Linked DNA regions of Homo sapiens: region 1 is linked to region 2. Evidence: chromatin contacts called from ENCODE Hi-C or POLR2A ChIA-PET data. All regions are on one chromosome and are shown on one strand. The core of a region is the stretch at or near the end of the contact, and the rest is flanking DNA. Distances in the headings are between cores, read along the strand shown.

Evidence for each region. Hi-C counts contacts between places; a loop is a spot of excess contacts on that map. ChIA-PET counts read pairs that join two places held with the same protein, here RNA polymerase II (POLR2A). Pooled maps may share reads with other maps.
Region 1: a loop to region 2 is called in a map of naive thymus-derived CD4-positive, alpha-beta T cell, with 20 times the contacts of the local background. The contact joins the promoter of GGPS1 here to the promoter of IBA57 in region 2. A Hi-C loop is called at or near these places in 1 of 168 maps with a recorded cell type or tissue (naive thymus-derived CD4-positive, alpha-beta T cell) and 6 of 50 pooled maps. POLR2A ChIA-PET finds 5 or more read pairs at or near these places in 1 of 52 experiments (T-cell).

What each region holds. Positions count from the first base shown.
Region 1 is chr1:235,326,577-235,333,161 of GRCh38, reverse strand. GGPS1 (geranylgeranyl diphosphate synthase 1) reads right to left here and starts at 4,592. Exons shown (of 4, transcript NM_004837.4): 1 at 4,384-4,592. ARID4B (AT-rich interaction domain 4B) reads left to right here and starts at 4,983. Exons shown (of 24, transcript NM_016374.6): 1 at 4,983-5,393; 2 at 6,194-6,248. The coding sequence starts at 6,243. RefSeq lists enhancers at 3,793-3,942, 4,443-4,532, 4,773-4,832, 5,569-6,094, 6,113-6,302 and silencers at 5,313-5,362, 5,533-5,762, 5,773-5,862.
Region 2 is chr1:228,164,334-228,170,223 of GRCh38, reverse strand. IBA57 (iron-sulfur cluster assembly factor IBA57) reads right to left here and starts at 4,420. Exons shown (of 3, transcript NM_001010867.4): 1 at 4,067-4,420. The coding sequence starts at 4,407. IBA57-DT (IBA57 divergent transcript) reads left to right here and starts at 4,712. Exons shown (of 2, transcript NR_103540.1): 1 at 4,712-4,750; 2 at 5,732-5,890. LOC124904534 (a long non-coding RNA gene) reads right to left here. Exons shown (of 2, transcript XR_007066913.1): 2 at 5,042-5,890. RefSeq lists a silencer at 3,789-4,828 and an enhancer at 3,933-4,835.

The DNA of each region.
Region 1 (6,585 bases), core at 3,343-5,842, 7.2 Mb before region 2:
GTATCACACCACATCACAACTAAGGGGGTGTGGGCTACTGTTATTTATTGTAACAGTGAGGATGTGTTCCTTTTTTTTTTTTTTTTTTTTTTTTGAGACGGAGTCTCACTCTGTCGCCCAGGCTGGAGTGCAGTGGCACGATCTCGGCTCACTGCAACCTCTGCCTCCTGGGCTCAAGCAATTCTCCTGACTCAGCCTTCTGAGTAGCTGGGACTACAGGTGCCCACCACCACGCCCAGCTAATTTTTGTATTTTAGTAGAGACGGGGTTTCACCAGTGTTCCTCGATTTCTAAATCAGCCCTAGTAACTTCATAATGTTAAGTAATAAAAGTCATCTTCTATAGCCCAGTCACCTGATACTATGATCTGATCATTGATACTCTCAGGGGTAAGGCAATTCTAGTACTGTAACTTCTTGCTGGCATTAAATTTAAAAATGTAAAATATACTTAGGAGCAGAATCTGACTTTTGTGGATTTATATTATAAATTAATCCACCAAAGACAAGACTTTTGCACATATTTCAGTAAATAAACACACTGATTCATATACATGCAGCCAAGCAAATCCAAAGATCCTGAGTAAATACCAACAACGTGCCACAAAAGTAAAATTTCCAAAATCTTGCACTATGTGTTTATTACAGCACTATTCACAATAGTAAAGATATGGAATCAACCTAAGTGTCCATCAGCAGATGACTGAATAAAGAAAATGTGGTATATATACAACGAATGATTACTCAGCCATTAAAACAAAATGAAATCATGTCATTTGCAGCAAAATGGATGGATAGCCCTTACCTTAAGTGTAACAAGTCAGACATAAAAGACAAATAGTACATCTTCTCAATTATAAATGGGAGCTAGATAATGTGTATACATGGACATGGAGTGTGGAATGATAGACAATGGAGATTCCAAAGGGTGAGAAGGTGGGAAGGAGGTGGATGATGAAAGATTACTTAATGGGTACAACGTGATTACATGGGTGATGGACCCCCTAAAAGTCCTGACTTCACTACAATGCAATCTATGCATGTGATAAAACTACACTTGCACCCCATAAATTTATACAAGTAAGAATAAACAAATAAAAAACCCTCCAAACCAAAATCTAATTATTAGTGCTAGCATTCCACTTTTCCAGCACAATTACGAGTGTAGAAGTGCTGAGACTACCCAATTTGGTGACAATCAGGTATTTAATGTTCCTGTTTTGTAGCAGTCAATGAATACAAGGGTAAAATGGTTTGAACCACATTGTCTCTGTCATGCAGTTGTTTTTCTGCTGTGAAATGAGACGTATAATATGGCAACAGGAGAAAAGAATAAAACTTCTACATATGTATGCACTGTTAGGCAGTTGGTAAGCACATGATAATGGGTGGCTGAAATAATAACACACACATATAACCATCAACTGTGCAAGTGCTTTGATGCTTCCCCATACTGTAAACCATCTCATGGGTCACAGAAACCTTTTGAGAATATGATGAAAGCTATGAATCTTCTAAAAAAAAAAAAAAAAGCCCGGTGTATGTGTTAATAAGTTGCAACACAAATGTATACACTGCCACAAAGACTTACAACATACAAATTCTCAGAGATCATATAGTCCCTGAATGTTTACACGTACCTCAGATTAAGATTCCCAGCTATGGAATATCTTTACCCTTTAATGCCAAGCAGACAAATATTCGTGTTTGTGTTATAACAAGCTAAGACATAAATTCCACTAGCTTAACTCTTTATTGAAGGCAGATTACAAATGAAAATTAAAGCACAAAACTAGTGTATAGTTCAGGTTACTCTTCAGGATTGAAAGGCATATTTTTTTGTAGTCTGTTCTTATCTATATGAAACAATCATAAAAAAGATCAGCACTCCACCAAAAGAAATCATTTTAACAACATGAATTCAAAGAGAAACATCCCATATGGAAAATTTCTACATCCATCTTGACTAACAATTAATACCAAAGACGTCGCAAGGAAAAAAAGGCTCATAAAGAATCAAGTAAGCGAAATAATCAACATACCTATTAGGCAAAAACCTATTTAGTTAGGTAACCTATTATGCAAATACCTATTTAGGTAACCTATTACCTATACTATTTGATCTCTGACACGTGACCTTATTATCAGGGATTGAAGTAAGAAAAGAAGATGCAAAACAGGAAGAATAATGGCTTAGCTAAAAGATTATTATCGAACATCATTAAAAGTAGAATTAAAAAAGGATCTCATATACTTCTCTATTTAAATGTTAGTATCTATCTTTTCTCAACTACAAGTTGGGAGCAAGAATCACGTTTGTATATTTTCTCACAGCCTCCAAAACACATTTGACCGAACTTAAAAATCAATGAGATGCACTTTCAGAATTCCCTTTTGTGTCAGGACCTGTAACAGGTGTACCCTGTTGCACAGAAATCAGAGCTAATCTTTGTTTCAATTCGTAGAGCTTTGTGGTTGATGTTATTTTTCAACTTAAAACACTAATTATGCTTTAAAAAATATTTCCTTTCCTCACTTAGAGATGTTTAAGAATACTCACTTAAGTCAATTTCCTGTCCCAGAGGATATTTACATACAAGCATTTTCAGTGGTATGAAAACATAAGAACTTCAATTTTTCCAGGTATCGACAACCAACTTGCCTTGTGTCTTTCTTCTGAAACAGCGTCTCACTCTGTCGCCCAGGCTGGAGTGCAGTGGCGTGATCTCGTCTCACTGCAAACTCCGCCTCCCGGGTTCACGCCATTCTCCTGCCTCAGCCTCCCGAGTAGCTGGGACTACAGGCGCCCGCCACCTTGCCCGGCTAATTTTTTTGTATTTTTAGTAGAGACGGGCTTTCACCGTGTTAGCCAGGATGGTCTCGATCTCCTGACCTCGTGATCCGCCCGCCTCGGCCTCCCAAAGTGCTGGGATTACAAGCGTGAGCCACCACGCCCAGCCGCCTTGTGTCTTCTTAAGAGTCTAAAGGATTCTACACACCGTGGCATATACTCTCACCCTCACCCGCCTTTGTTTTTCTTTTAAATCAAAGGATTTCCCAATTTATCACAGCTGGAAATTTCAGCTATCACATACTAAAGTTAAATGTAAAGAGGCATTAGTGTGTGTTACATGAACTCTACTAGTTTCCTTTTAGAGTGAAAAAACTACAGAATACCTCAGTGAGAGTCTGAAACTTCTCACTTTCAAAACTAAAAAGCTGCCAGAAATTTGTTCAAAGAGTGAATCCATAATCATTAATACAAACGCTCCATTCTTTTCACCATGTGAACTACTACGGCAATAGCCTCCTCGTCGGGTTCCCTGCATTTGCCTCTTTAACTCTTCTTTTTTTCGCTTCCTCTACTCTTCAGCCAGGGATGACATTCCAATCGGAGCCATCTCTCCCTTTTGATTGAGATTCCTTGGAAGATATCCCATTGCTATTAGGAGAAAACCAAAACTCCTTTACAAAGCCTAAAAGGTTCGACACTCCCCCTCATCCCATCTCTCCAGGCTCAGTTCTTCATATTGGAAAAGCTCCCTTCCGCCACAGGGCTTTCTGACAAGTTAGTCTTTTTGTCTGGAATGTCTTTTCCTTTTCTCTTTCCTTAGTTAACTCCTGCTAGCCCTTCAGCTCTCAGCTCGATCCTCACTTGCTCAGAAACCCTTCCTTTCCCTCCCTAAAGAAGCCAAATTCCCTCATTCTCCTATCACCGTGGAACTCTCCTCTGGGGCACTGCCACTGCGGTAATTTCACATCGTTTTGTTCAGCATCTGTCCGTCTCACCAGGCGCAGGTCTACGAAGGCAGAGGCCACCCCAGTGGTCGGCGCTCAACACCCATGAAGAAATGAAAGCGCCTTCTAACGCGTTAGACGATGAAACCAGGGCACACAACCTTGCGTCTAAGAAGTGAACATCCCATGCAAAAGACTTTTCAAAGGGAAGGGCCTGGTTTGAGAATGGCCAGAGACATACAAATGTGAAGCGCATACTGAATCCTTCCATTCATACTCCGGGAGAAAGACGATGGATCTGAAAGAAGCCGCCTGATATAAACAGGGAATTTCAATCACTTCGAGGCCGATTTTCCACAGCGGCTGGGCAGAGAACTGCAAACGTATACAGTGCTAGCACAGAGTCCGGAGGGGAAGAAACGGTGAGGTTTCTGCTTCCTCCTCGCTCAGATGCTCCCTTCCGCCCCACTTGGCCAACCCTTCCTCTCCCTCCTCGCTTAAAGCTAGGGGATGGAAAATTCATACACAATCCGGTTCAGCATCCGGGTCCTCACTCTCCTTTCTTTCTTTCCTCTGCCCCGCCTCCCAGCCTCCCCCGCCCTTCTTCCCATCCGGGTTCCCCCCAGCCGCCGCCACTGCCGCTCACAGTTCAACGATGATATCACGACTTTCACGCCGCCGGTCCGGGAGTAACTGTACCCCGCATCAACTTCCTATTTTATAATGTGGACTTAGGCTCTTCCCGATGCCTACATGAATCCTTCCCACTATTTCACCACAGAACTCTCCGCCCTCCTCAGCCGCCAGCGACACCGCATTAGTTGGTGCAAGAAAATGCGCCATCCCGGTCACACTGCGCAGGCGTCGTTGCCGCCTCCCTACTGCTTTGTTGCCCCGCCCCTTTCACCTCCCCCCCGCCCCCGCACCGGTCCACGCAGGCGCAGGGCATTGCGGGCCTTGCAGTTCTCGCGGACGAGGATTTGCGCGTTGGCCCCAGAGTATGGACTTTATTTCCCAGAAAGCCTTGAGGCGTAACTTTCTGTTTCCATAGAACTGGTGGGAAAATGGCGTCGTTGTTTGTATCCAGGGACCAATAGGAACAGTGTATAGGCGGGTTCTAAAGAACTTTAACCAATCCAAGGTCGTCTAAGAGGCCATCCGGGAAAGAGGTAGGGGAGGGGGGGAAAAAAAATCTAGGGGAGGGGAGAAAGGGGGGGAACCTAGAGTCGGTGGGGGGGAAGCGATGTTTGCCCGTCAGTCGAGTCCGGAGTGAGGAGCTCGGTCGCCGAAGCGGAGGGAGACTCTTGAGCTTCATCTTGCCGCCGCCACGGCCACCGCCTGGACCTTTGCCCGGAGGGAGCTGCAGAGGGTCCATCGCCGCCGTCCTCTGGAGGGCAGCGCGATTGGGGGCCCGGACCTCCAGTCCGGGGGGGATTTTTCGTCGTCCCCCTCCCCCCAACCAGGGAGCCCGAGCGGCCGCCAAACAAAGGTACCAGTCGCCGCCGCGGGAGGAGGAGGAGCCGGAGCCTCTGCCTCAGCAGCCGCTGGACCCGCCGCCCTTCTTCCCCATCTCTCCCCCGGGCCTGCTGGTTTTGGGGGGGAGAAGGAGAGAGGGGACTCTGGACGTGCCAGGGTCAGATCTCGCCTCCGAGGAAGGTAGGGATATTTTCTGGGGCTTTCGTGGTCTCCTAAGGGGGTTCTTTTGGGAGTCGCTGGGCCCGGCCAAGGAGCAGAGGAAGATCGCGGTGGTGGTCCCTGCGGCGCCCGAATTCGGGGCCTCGGCCTCCCGGGAACCCCCACCCCCCGCAGCCGCTGTGTCCGAGCCGCCCCCTGGCTGGGCGGCCGCACACTCAGCGGTTTAGCGGCCGCGGTCGGGGGCCCGGGCAGGGTGGGGGCCGTTCCGCCTCCGGGGCCCTCGGCCCTCACGTTGTCCCCGCGGCGGGGCCAGATGTTGATCTCGCTCCCACTTGTCGGGTCTGAGCCCGGAACGGGACGTGGGCAGGGGCTCTGTGGCGGGCCGGTCCTGCCCGCGGCCCACAGGCCCTCCTGGCCCCTCGGTGGCCCCCGGCCGGCCTCTCGCTCGGACGCGGCGCGTGGGGGCGCGGATTCGCTCGGCCGGGCGCCGAGGCCCTAGGGGAGAGCGGCCGGCCCTGCGCCGGACGCCGGGCTTGTTGTGAGTTTCTTCTCTGACAGAAATGGCGTCATTGTCGTAGACGGGAAACTCCGTCGGGTCTCGACAATGGGGACGGGAAGCTGCCGAGCTGTGTAGGTGGTTGGGTTTGCGGGGATGGCGGGGCCGGAGGGAGCCCCGAGTCGGCGTGTGATGGTTCGGGGGCTGGCGCCTGGTTGCGGCTCTTTCTTCGGGGTTCGGACGTCGCTCGCTTCTTTCCCTCCGCCTCCGCCAGTGCAGAGGGGCTCCTGTGGTGTTGACTGGGTGTCTTTTGTTTCCCCTCCAGGTGCAGCTGAACCTGGTGTTTTAGAGGATACCTTGGTCCCAGAGTCATCATGAAGGTAAGATTGCCTGCGGAAAACGAATCTCTGGGGTTATCGAATTCAGGAAGTAGGAGGTTTCGACGAGGTCGTCGTGTGGGGCTTCCGAGTTTTGCAGAGGAAGGTGTGTTTGGTGACTTGGTGACCGAGCCCTTCCCCAGAGAGACCGGGGTCAGCTGGCGGGCTTTGCTGTGGAGTTGGAGGCAGTTATAGGATGTCTCAACTGAAGATGATTCTCCCATATTGAACATCTCTTTTTGTAGGGAATGAGAGGAATAACGGCATGAATTAAAGTGTTTTAAAAGGTAAAATAAAAAGCAAGTCAGGTAATCTGACCCTAGAAACTGAACTGTATTGT
Region 2 (5,890 bases), core at 3,171-5,670:
TAAACTGTGGTCCATCCAATGGAATACTAACCAGTACTAAAAGAAATTAGCTGTCGGCCGGGCGCCGTGGCTCACGCCTGTAATCCCAGCACTTTGGGAGGCCGAGGCGGGCGGATCATGAGGTCAGTAGTTCGAGACCAGCCTGACCAACATGGTGAAACCCCGTCTCTACTAAAAAAAGATACAAAAATTAGCTGGGCGTGGTGGTGCATGCCTGTAATCCCAGCTACTCAGGAGGCTGAGGCAGGAGAATCGCTTGAACCTGGGAGGCAGAGGTTGCAGTGAGCCGAGATTGCGCCATTGCACTACAGCCTGGGGGACAGAGCAAGACTCTGTCTAAAAAAAAAAGAAATTAGCTGTCAAGCTATGAAAAAACATGGAGGAATCTAAACGCATATCACTAAGTGAAGAACGCCAATGTGAAGAGGCTACAGATGCATGAGTCCAACTACAGGACATTCTGGAAAGCATGAAACTATGGAGACACTGAAAACATCAGTGGTGGCCAGGAGTTAGGGGAGATGGATGGATGGGCAGGGCACAGAGGATTTCAAGGCAGTGACACTACTGTATGTGATGCTACGATGGTAGACATGTGTCATCATACATTTGCCTAACTCATGAACACACCAAGCCAAGAGTGAGCCCTCATGGAAACTGTACTCCAAGTGATGATGGCATGTCAACAGAGGTTCATCAGTTGTGACGAAAATAGCACTCTGGTGGGGGAAGTTGTGAGGTAATATGGGAAATCTCTGCACATTCTGCTCTTTTGCTGAGAACCTAAAACTGCTCTAAAAAGCAACTCCTATTAAAAGACAACAACCAAATAACTATAGTTTCATCTGAAAGAAGGTGCTACATTCAGGAAACAAGAATAGGGTGCTTTAAGGAAGCGATGGCTCAGGATGATATATTAAGTATCAAAGTTGAAATAAAAAATCCTACAGTCAGGAAAAAACCATAAAGGAATGATGGGCAGGGAATGACCAGAGAAGCAGGAACACACAGAGGCTTCCAGGGAGAGGTGGTCCCTGACCTGCAGGCTGCCCTCTCCCCAGAGGAGTGACCAGAGGGGGCAAACCACAGAGAGGGAGGTCAACAGCCAACAGCAGCCCGACAAGGAAAAGAGTTTACACTCTCATGAACTGAACTAAACGTGCCCAACGAGCGCAGCCCTAAGCCCACCCATGCCACATAGCTGGGAGGGGTGGCATCTGGACACCTGTCACCCACCACCCCTGGGGAGACACTCAAGGAGGTAACCTTGTTGTGTCCCTCTTCTGACGGCTGAGGAGAAACAGGGCCATGAACTCCAACAGAACTGAAGCTAGAGGGTTTCAAGTATTATTACACAGATGCTGAATCCCACGGAGGATGGTCCCGCCCCACCTGACCCCTCAGAGTGGAGCTCCCTGGCCTGTGACGTTGTGTCACATCTCAGAAGGGAGACCAGAGTTGGATGACGTCACCCTTCAGTGCTGAGCTGGGGAAGAACAGAGCCGCCTCCAATGCCCTCAGCACTCAGAACAGTGGCGGACACACCAGACACCCAGCACAAGTGAAGAAAATTAACTCCTCCTGCAGACCTCGAGGACAGAGACCCCCACAATGAGAGCAAATAGAAAGACACAGAGGAGCCACCAAGCATATGCTTGGTAAGGGGAGCTGGGGCCCAGTAGGTCTGCAGACAAGCTCCAGACCAGGCAAGAAAGGATGAAGAGGAAAAAGCCCTGAGACACAGAAAGGACAGACAGCTGACCCTTGAATGATGCAAGGGCTAGGGACACTGGCCCCCACACAGTTGAAAACCCACCTTTAAGCTTTGACTCCCCAAAAGCTTAACTACTAACAGACTCCTGTTGACTGGAAGCCTTATGCATAACATACGCAGTCAAGTGGCACATATTTTTTATGTTTTATGCTATTATATACTGTATTACAATACGGTAAGCTACAAATCCCAGGAAGAAAATCCTAAGGAAGAGGAAATGTAGTTCCACTTCACTGAATGGAAATGGATCAACATAAACATCTTCATCCTCATGGTCTCCATGTTGAGTAGGCTGAGGAGGAGGAAGGAGAAGAAGGGTTGGTCTTGCCGTCTCAGGGTGGCAGAGGTGAAGGAAAATCCACGCATAAGTGACCTATGTAGTGCAAAGTCAGCTGTACTTTACACCACAAAACACTTATTAAGAATAGGAATTCAATTGAACTAGGACTCAAAGGGAAAAGGACAAGAGAGGACTATAGAAATATGGAAGGGAATTTGGGGACCAAAATCAACATCATTGTAAGGCTAACATGTGAACAGCAAAGTACTAACATAGAAGGCTCCAGAGAATCAAAGAATGTAGTTCTTAAGATGAAGAAATTAAAGCAGCTAGACAGAATGTAATGAATACATAAGACAGACTATGATGACTATATCTCTGAACTGGGACATGAAGATTTAAGCCTATTGAGCTAGGGTGGGCACACTTTTTCTGTAAAGGGCCAGTGAATAACTTAGGCTTGAGGGCCACACTCGTGCCACAACTCTACCACTCCAGACAAAAGCAGCCCCAGGCCGGGCACAGTGGCTCACACCTGTAATCCCTGCACTTTGGGAGGCCGAGGCGGGTGGATCACCTGAGGTCAGGAGTGTGAAAACAGCCTGGCCAATATGGTGAAACCCTGTCTCTACTAAAAATACAAAAATTAGCCGGGCATGGTGGCAGGCACCTGTAGTCCCAGCTATTTGGGAGGCTGAGGCGGGAGAATCTCTTGAACCCTGGAGGCAGAGGTTGCAATGAGCCAAGATTGTGCCATTGCACTCCAGCCTGGGCAACAAGAGCAAAACTCCGTCTCAAAAAAAAAAAAAAAAAAGAAGCCCCAGACCACCTGGAATCCAACGGGTGGGGTTCCCAGAGAATTTTATTATAAACACCGGCAATGGGCTGGGTCTGACCTCAGGGCCGTATTTCACCAACTCTGGTTCTAGATTTAAAGAGCCCACTAAGTGCCCAGAGATGTGATATGGAAAAAGCCCAAACTAAGACACATCAGCATGACATTTCACGACATCAAGAATAAAGAAAAGCTTCTGAGAAAAACACAGTTCACATACAAATAAGAACGGCACCAGACTTCTCAGAAAAGCTGGCAGCGAGAAAACAAAGTTGTGATGTGAACATTGTCGGTGACAATTTCCAAGCTAGATTTTTACACCCAGCCAGGATATCAGGTAAAGCCACTAGCAGAGACACAATGAGTCCAAAAATTCACCCCACGTAGCTCAGGAAGTCATTAAAAAGGTGTCCATCCCCTGAAACCAAAACACAGGAGTAAGCTGAAGAGAACAAGAACCGGGTCCGCCATAGCAGGGACAGCAGGCAGGCGGCCGCGAACCAGATCCACTCCACCGGGCGGAGGTTTCAGGGATCCAGGTCCCTGGAAGCTGGGCAAGGGAAACCCAAGGCTGTAAGCAGTCAAGGCCCTGACCCGGCATGAACATCACTGACAGTCGTGATGTCAGCACAGATGACTGAGCCAAATGCCAATGTGACCAGCTATGGGGAGACACAGGGAAACACAAGGTAAACAGAACTCGGGAGTGTCACCACAAGCTGTCACTCAGAAACACAGCTCTGCCACCAGGCGGGGCCCCTGAACCCCTTGTCCCTGCGGAGGGAGAAGGGTCACCAGATGGCCCACTTGGGAGGTGCCCACCTAGAGACGCCTCTGCTCTGATATGGTGGGCTGGCCCCCAGGCCTCCCCTGGATGAGTCGCTGACCCATCCCTGGGTGTTGAGCCAAGCCCTCCTCTGGGTGCCCTCCCCCGGGTGCTGGGCCCTGGGTGAGCTTCCCCTGGGTGTCCATCCCAAGTGGAATCTCCTGGGTGCCTGACCCTGAGTGCCAGTCGCTGGCCCACCCACCCTTGAGCTTCCACCCCATCCCGGCCCTCCCCGGGTGCCCACCCCCCACGCCCTCTGCAGGCCCCGGGCGCCCGCCCTGTCCCTGGGTGCCGGTCCCTGGCCACTCCCCTGGGTGCCCGCCCCCGAGCGCCCTCCCAGCACGCGCTCACCCGTACAAGATGACGTCATAGAGCGTCCGGCCCTGCACGTTCAGGAAGTGGGCGTAGCCCGCGCGCGCAGCAGGCGGGGCCCCCGCGGCCGCAGGACTCGGAAGCGGCAGTTCATTGGTCAGCAGCCCTAGCAGGAAGGGCGCCGCGTCGGGGCCACGCACGCGCAGCAGGGTGCGCCCGTCCAGCCGGAAGCAGGCCCAGGCCGCTCCGGCCGTTGGGTCGCCACCAGGACTGCAGGAGCTGTGGGCCAGGCGGCACCTTGGGGCCGCGCGCAGCCGCCAGCGCCAGACCGGGCCGCCGCGCCCCGGAGTGGCGCCTCGAAGCAGCGCCGCGGTCGCCATCTTGGACAAGAGTGGGGCAGCGGGAAGGGCCCAAGGAAGCGGGAGGGGCGGGTGCCACAGCGGCCCCTGGCGGTGGCCGCCGGAGGGAGGCGGGAAGGGGCGGGCGCAGAGTGCGTGCGTGAGGGGTGAACGGAACGTGCGTGCCTGAGGGGCGGAGCAGCGCCGGTTGAGGCCGACTGAGAGTGCGTGCGTGAGGAGCAGGGCCTCCCGAGCTGGAAGGGGCGGGCGGGGCGAGCGTGCCTGCTGGGTGGGTGGGGCATGCGTGTGGGGCGGAGCATCGTGCGCGGGGTGTGTTTCGGGGCGGGGACTCGGCCTATCCGTCAGCACGCAGGCTCCACCCTCGGTAGGTAACGAGGTTTCTGCCGGCCTCTTAAGCGCCATCCCATGTCCCATTCGGTGGCCTTCCTCGTTTTCACCCACCCATGTCGGGCACCGTCACTCATCTCGAGAACCTCTTCATCCTCCCAACCTGAAACTCCCTGTTAAACACCCACTCCCGAGGCCCTGGAGCTCCCATTGTACCTTCTGGCTCCATGAGCGTGCCTCCTCTAGGGACCTCACAGGAGCAGAATCCTACGGGATTTGTCGTTTGCGACGGCTTATTTCACTCAGCATAGTATTCTCAAAGTCCATCCACGGTCTAGCATGTATCAGCATTTTATTTTTATTTTTATTTTTATTTTTATTTTTTGTAAAGACAGGGTCTTGGTTATGTTGCCCAGGCTGGCCTCAAGCTCCAGAGCTCAGGCAGTCCTCCCTCCTCAGCCTCTTGAGTAGCTGGAACTACAGGCGCTAGCCACCACACCAGCTAATTTTTGTATTTTTTTTGTAGAAATGGTCTCCCCATGTTGTCCAGGCTGGTCTCAAACTCCTAGGCTCAAGCGATTCACCGGCTTTGGCCTCCCAAAGTGCTGGGATTACAGGCGTGAGCTACCGCACCCGGCCGCTTCCTCTTTCCTACCAGTTCGCCAGCGTCCACGTGTGGCTGTTGTGTCATTTTTTTCATTTGCTGGACCATTGGGACTTCAGCTGCAGGTGGCAGGAGGCTCCATCCCCAAGTGTCTCCACGGATAAGGACAGGCACCATCCAGCCCACAACCCCTCCGCACCCCTAATCAGTGTGACATGATGAGACACAATCACAGCTTCAAATCACATCCTTGGTAACTTCTGCTTTTTTCAGGCCAGGGTCACCCCCATCATGTGTCTATAGTCCTCTTCAGTGCAGGATTCCAAGCTCCCCTGGAGCCCAGCCTGTCCTCCCACAGGACGTCCTTCCAGACCACAGGACGTCCTTCCAATAACTCTCGTCCTCTCTTCACAGCTGAACTCACAGAGGACAATTTAGGCAGGAACCACACACTGCTATGACATATCCACCCCACCGTGCTTTCTCGAGGAGTGATGTCCCATACCCCCTGCTGAGCAGCCCTGTACAGTGGCCACTTTCCCTGGTAGTAGGTGACACATCTACAAGGTGGCC